2 separate regions of the Homo sapiens genome follow, and region 1 is linked to region 2. A link is a loop called in an ENCODE intact Hi-C map of the cell type or tissue named here. Cell type or tissue: ascending aorta. All regions are shown on one strand. Each heading gives the region's core, and the rest is flanking DNA. Links, peaks and the distances in the headings are about the cores only.

Region 1 (2,907 bases), core at 160-2,659, 230 kb after region 2:
GCTCTTGGCCTCAGTAGCAACTTGTCCTTCCTGGTTGAGCTGACCAAGACAGACAATAGTGAGGAAATACAAAAAGCTGATCACTAGTCACCCATGAGGTTTATACTGAAAGACTGACTTCAGGCTTATCCATCCTTAGTTTAGGGTCAGAGGAAAGGCGATATTACCCTACACCCACAGTGACTACAGACAAACTGTTAACCTAAAACAGGGGGTATTTTTTGGTATGTTTGGCCTCTAGAATTTCTCATCAAAATTCTTCATTGTGAATGATAAAAATCTAATTCCAACTATCTTTAAACAAAAGAAAGGAATTGATAGGCCCATGTAGCCAGGCATAATAAAGTAGGGTAACTTGAAGAACCTGAAAAAAGATGTTGGCTCCAGGGCTGAAGAATTGGGATCATGATTCAATTCTACATCCAGCTTTTCTCTCTGAGTCTCTGCTTAACTCTCTGATCTGCTCCTATAGCAGGTCTTCTTTGTTTGGTTACAAAGATAGTCACAGTCTTCTAACTTCATATCCTTATGGTACCATGACCCCGAGAAAACACCACTGCTTCTCTTGTTTTTAAACTCAGAAATCTCAGGGAAGGACTTTAATAAAGTCAGCTTGAGTTTTTACCTTCCCCTGAACCATTACTAAGTGGGAAGGAATGGAGAGCTGTGATTAGCCAGACCTGAAACTGGCCCCTGCCTCTGCAAAGGGAGTGAGGAGGAGGGAAGGCAGTTACCAGAATAAAGGGTGATGAGAAAGCTTGCTTGGATGACAAAAAGACAATAGCTAGCAACGTCCATTACATCTTGTTTTCCACAAGTGGTGGAATTGAGCATAATTTCCATTACCTCTTGCTATTCCTCCCTTTAGCCCACACACATATGTGTGGCTATGGACCATTCATAAATCAATGTGGATAATTGCATTGGTGGTCCAAGGAATTCTTGGTGAGTTAATCAGACTTGTCAAAATTGATCCATAGCTGGCTGGGTGTGGTGGCTCATGCCTGTAATCCCAGCACTTTAGGAGGTCGAGGCTGGCGGATCACTTGAGGTCAGGAGTTGGAGACCAGCCTGGCCAACATGGTGAAACCCTGTCTTTACTAAAAATACAAAAATTAGCCGGGCATGGTGGCAGATCCTTGTAATCACAGTTACTTGTGAGGCTGAGGCATGAGAATCACCTGAACCTGGGAAGCAGAGGCTGCAGTGAGCTGAGATCATGCCACTGCACTCCAGCCTGGGCAATAGAGCAAGACTCAGTCTCAAAAAAAAAAAAAATTTGATCCATATCCGTAGACCAGACCCTGCAAGAGTCCTCCAAGGACTGCAGGGCAGGAGGCAGGCAGTATGCTGGAGGAGAAAGCACAAGATCTGGGGTCTAGGCCTAGTTTTGTCACTGACCAAGTCTGTAGCCTTAGGGACTTGTTTAGAAAATGGGAGAAGGTGGCCCAGGAAGTCATTAAGATCCATCTAACCCTAATATCCTACAGGTGCAATTCAGGCGCAGCAGCAGAGCAGGTCACTGCCCCCTCTAGTGGTTCATTTAAAGCAGGGAAGGAGCTCAGGTAGTCTCAATTTCTCATCAAAAGGAGGAATAACTTCTCCACAGAGCCTGACAGGCACATTCCCAAGGAACGAAGTTAAAAGGCAAAGTTCTGAGGGCAGAAGGACTCCACTGCCTTATCAGTCCAAGCCCTGGAGAAGTGCTAAAAATAGGAAACTGCTCTCCAAAATGGAAATGTGTAGCCACCCTGACATCTAGTCCCCAAGACATCATGGGTTCAACCAGTAGGTGGTAGGAATTGGAAAGTGACAGTAGGGAAAAAAAAAAAACAACAACAAAACAAAACAAAAAAACACCAGTTTGGAAAGGATGTAAATCACTGTGTACAGTAGAGGATGAGAAAAAGAGGGAGACTAGCCTCAAAAATGCTATTGATCAAAACTCATTTATTCTGGAAATGTTTACTGAGCATCTATTGTGTCCTAGGCATTGATTATAAATAATAGCACTGAGAATAAGAGGATGTTACAGACTTCCTGGGGGTCTTATTCCAGTACAGAACACAAACATTACATAAATAAAAGTATAGTAAGTGCTATAAAGTGGAAACCTAAACCTAAGGTGTTCTCTGAACTCATAATAGGGGGCCCAGACCTTAGCTCCGGTATCAGAGAAGGTATCCCTGAGGAACTGATCTCTAAGCTGAATTATGTGAGTACTAGGGGGTACCAGGTCAGTTGTGTGGGGTAGACAGTAAAGACAACAAACTGTATGCACATTGTTTGTGAGAAATAATTTAAATTTTTTGAAAACATTATTTAGGCTTGGCGCAGTGGCTCACACCTGTAATCCCCCCACTTTGGGAGGCCGAGGTGGGCAGATCACTTGAGGTCAGGAGTTCGAGATCAGCCAGGCCAACATGGTGACACCCTGACTCTACTAAAAATACAAAAATTAGTTAGGTTTGGTGGCGGGTGCCTGTAGTCCCAGATGCTCAGGAGGCTGAGGCAGGGAGAACTGCTTAAACCCAGGAGGCGGAGGTTGCAGTGAGCCGAGATAGTGCCACTGCACTCCAGCCTAGGCAACAGAGTGAGACTCCGTCTCAAAAAAAAATAAAAAAAAAAATAAATAAATAATAAATGATTATTACATGCTATGCTCTGGGGATGCAAAGATGAATAAAATGCAAAGTTCTTGCCCTCACAGATAGCAATCTATGAATCACAGAGGAGAGGGTTTGGAGCCAATAATAGCTGTATTCCCAGAAGTCTGTGGTTGCAAATTGAGGATGGTTATGATTTTACTAGAAATGTTGGAGGATATAAAAGGTGAACCTTTTCTTAATAAACACCACACTTCAGGGACTTAGACCTTTCTGGACATGCATTTTGACAGAGTGCACG
Region 2 (2,907 bases), core at 230-2,729:
TGTTACAAAAAGCAAAGTCATGGGGCAATGCGGGGGGAGGAGGGGAGAGTGCAAAGGATTGAAAGATCCAGAAAAGCAAGAGTGTGAGAGGTAGCCGGCTCGTCTGCTATTGTAAAGCAAGCATTCATTCGGGTGGGGGCACAGAATGCAGAGGTAGAAATAAAGCAATCCTGACTGCCCACTCTGCCATCCCATTCTGCTTCTCTGCCCTCCATCACCCCATCCGCCCCTGGAGGACCACCTCCGAGCGAGAGGGCGCCACTTACGGTTCCCTACCCTCACCCTTGAGGGGAAACAAGCGAAATGGGGTTGGAATGAAGAATAGGGCTGAGCAGTGGGTGAGGGTCACGCCGGGCTCCAGGTGGAGACCCTGCCGCGGGTGGCCGCGCCGAGGCACGGGGGACGGCCCAAGCGCGGGTGAAGTGGGGATCAGAGGAGGGTCTCGCCCCCACTGCTCCCGAGGGAGGCTCCGGTTACTCACATTTTCCGTGTCCCGCTCGTTCACCGTCGGCAATGGCGTCCGGGCCGACATTTTGTGCGGGCAGCGGGGTCTGGCCGGGGTCTCGCCGGCCGGGCTGTGGTGCGGGCCCCGGGGGGCGACAGGAAAGGGGTGCGGACGCGAGCACAAGGCCGGGGCGAGCGGCTCCCGCAGGCCGCGGGGCGGTGCAACAAGCGGCCCCGGCGGGGGAAAGAGGGAAGAGGACGCGGAGGAAGAGGAGGGGGAGCCGCTTCCCGCGGCGGCGCCGCCGGGGTATGCGGACAGTAACGAGGGAGGGCTTCGGGCGAGGCGGTTGCCCGGCGCTGGCGGGGCGGCGAGGCTGGCAGGATGAGGCGTGGAAGGGGAGCCGGGAGGCGGTGGCGAGCCCCGCTAGGCTCTCCGGACCATGGGTGAAGGTGAAGCCGGTGCCTCAAATCACTGCCTGGCTCGTCCTGGCGAGCGCCTGGGCGTCAGGAACCGCGGCCCTGACAGCGTCACCCGCGCCGCGCCCCGTTCTCCGCCTCAGGTGTACGGCGCCGCCCGACCCAGCCGCATCCACGCGCCCGGGGCCCAGCGGCGGCGGCGCCCGATCCCCCGGCGCGAATGTCTCGGCTCGGTCCGCGCGGTCACAGCCACCGCCGCCGCCGCGCCTCAGTCAGGAGGAGCGGCCCGAGCCGGCTGCGCGCGGAGCAGCGGGCGCGGCACGCAGCGCCCAGAGGCACTTGGCGGCCGCCGCCGGGTGGGCGGGCGCCAGCCGAGGGGGCCTCTCCATTCATTCCCTCATTAGGGATGCGGGGCCGCCTCCTCCTCCTCCTCCTCCTCCTTTTTCTCCTCCTCCTCCTCCCGCGCTCTCTTGCCCGCCTGTCCCTGTGTTTATTTTTGTTTCGTGCCCCACCCGCAGAGTTTACGGTCGTCTAAGAGCCTCTGGTGGTTTTATTTTTATTCGTGTTTGGTTTTTGCCGGGTTGAGGGTGAGAGAGAGCTGATGTGAATCAGTGGCTTTTTTTTTTCTTTTTCTTTCTTTCTGTTTTTGTTTGTTTGTTTGTTTGTTTGTCCGTTTCATTGGAGAAGAATTGGATTCAATCCTACCCTGGATCCTACCCCTCCTTTTCTCCTACCTCGGGACTTTTACCATTCTTAAATTCTACTCCTCCTCCCCCGTTTCCACGCTTTCTCAATCCCTATCCTCGCCTGAGCCCTCTGTCAGTCTCCTTCTCTAGGGAGCCGTTAGGTTCAGGGTCACCCTCAGAGTTTGGCAAAAAGCACAGAAGCCCCTAGAAGCGCCAGCAGCCTAGGGAGGCGGCTGGAGACTCAGTACAAGTGGGTCTCAGCCCCCGACGGCGCGGCCTCTTCGGGAATGGGGCCGGCGGAAGACGTCTCGCTCTGGGCGCCCTGCAGCACCCTCGGAGTGGGTGAGACCCGCGAGTCACAACATCTACACTGGCTGATCGTCACTTCCTGGGACACAAGGAAGTGTCACTTAGGCGAGCCTGTTTAGGGAGGATGGAGAGCTGTGTCTGATTTGGGCCCTGTCCTCCCTCTTCCAGGTGGCTTCCTCACACTTCCACCCACCTGCCTCAAGACATCCTGTAGGCACCCGCGTCTGTAGTGCATTGTCCAGGACCCATTCGCCTTTTATAAGCAAGGCTGCATTTTTTTTTAATCTCATTTGAGAGCTTACATTTTGCACATTCAGCCTGTAGAACGAAAACCTTATCGTCTCTCTATTCTTCTTTGCAACATTTCTTTTTCACTTCCTTTCATGGATGGGCAGGAAGACAAAAGGAATGAAAGATAGGAGCGGATACATTGATTTTCTGAGCTGCTTCAGTATGCCTCCAGTGGAATTCTTATAATGGTGGGAAATTTCTCGTCTCTTCTGAATTTCCTCCATTTGAAAGAAGAATCCCTGAACCAGATGGTTTTTATCCTGACTCATTAAAGGTTGTTTCTGAAAAGTTAACACTTGACCCTTGAAGCATGGGTCCAAAAGACCTGAAAATAGCAAACACAAAAATCCTTTGAGGAAAGAAGCAATTCTCACCCAGTCTATATTCACTTCTAGAACACCATCTGTGTACTTATTTCTTTAGCATTTTCTCTTGTAACCACTTACCAATTTCACAAAGCAAATGAAAAAAAAAAAAAAAACAAGATCCCTTTGGTGGTCATCACCACTTCTCAAACAGAATTTAGGCAGCGGAACTGCAATGCTGCCTCCTGAACTATGATGTGTTACTGAGAATGTCAAGCATTTACGTGCCCTCTGCAGAAAATCCTGAATCACCAAGATACATTGAAGTTGCAAGGGCATAATCCTGTATTTTTCTGGTTATTTTCTGGTTAACTATTGCGACGGCTGCCTGTAGGGGCTGCCATCACAGTGTCAGCGGCATCACTGACTGCTGCAGCCACACAAGGGTACCTAGT

What was found. A loop is a pair of places that touch in the nucleus more often than their neighbours do. Peaks named below come from ENCODE experiments on the same cell type or tissue, not always from the same donor. Only the 100,000 strongest peaks of a DNase experiment are listed, where the experiment ranks them.
Region 1: a loop joins it to region 2, with 4 times the contacts of the local background. A loop is called at or near these places in 31 of 110 quality-filtered maps.

What each region holds. Positions count from the first base shown.
Region 1 is chr1:220,295,049-220,297,955 of GRCh38, reverse strand. No RefSeq gene overlaps it. Among named protein-coding and RNA genes, the nearest start is that of RAB3GAP2, 24 kb to the right of the region's middle. In ascending aorta, for the core only: a CTCF peak has its summit at 1,530 (motif pointing left); no DNase peak of the experiment used is centred there.
Region 2 is chr1:220,526,448-220,529,354 of GRCh38, reverse strand. MARK1 (microtubule affinity regulating kinase 1) reads right to left here and starts at 1,219. Exons shown (of 18, transcript NM_018650.5): 1 at 482-1,219. The coding sequence starts at 532. RefSeq lists a silencer at 856-1,155. In ascending aorta, for the core only: no CTCF peak of the experiment used is centred there; DNase peaks (open chromatin) are centred at 824, 1,334 and 1,924; H3K4me3 peaks cover 1,968 bases; H3K27ac peaks cover 1,962 bases.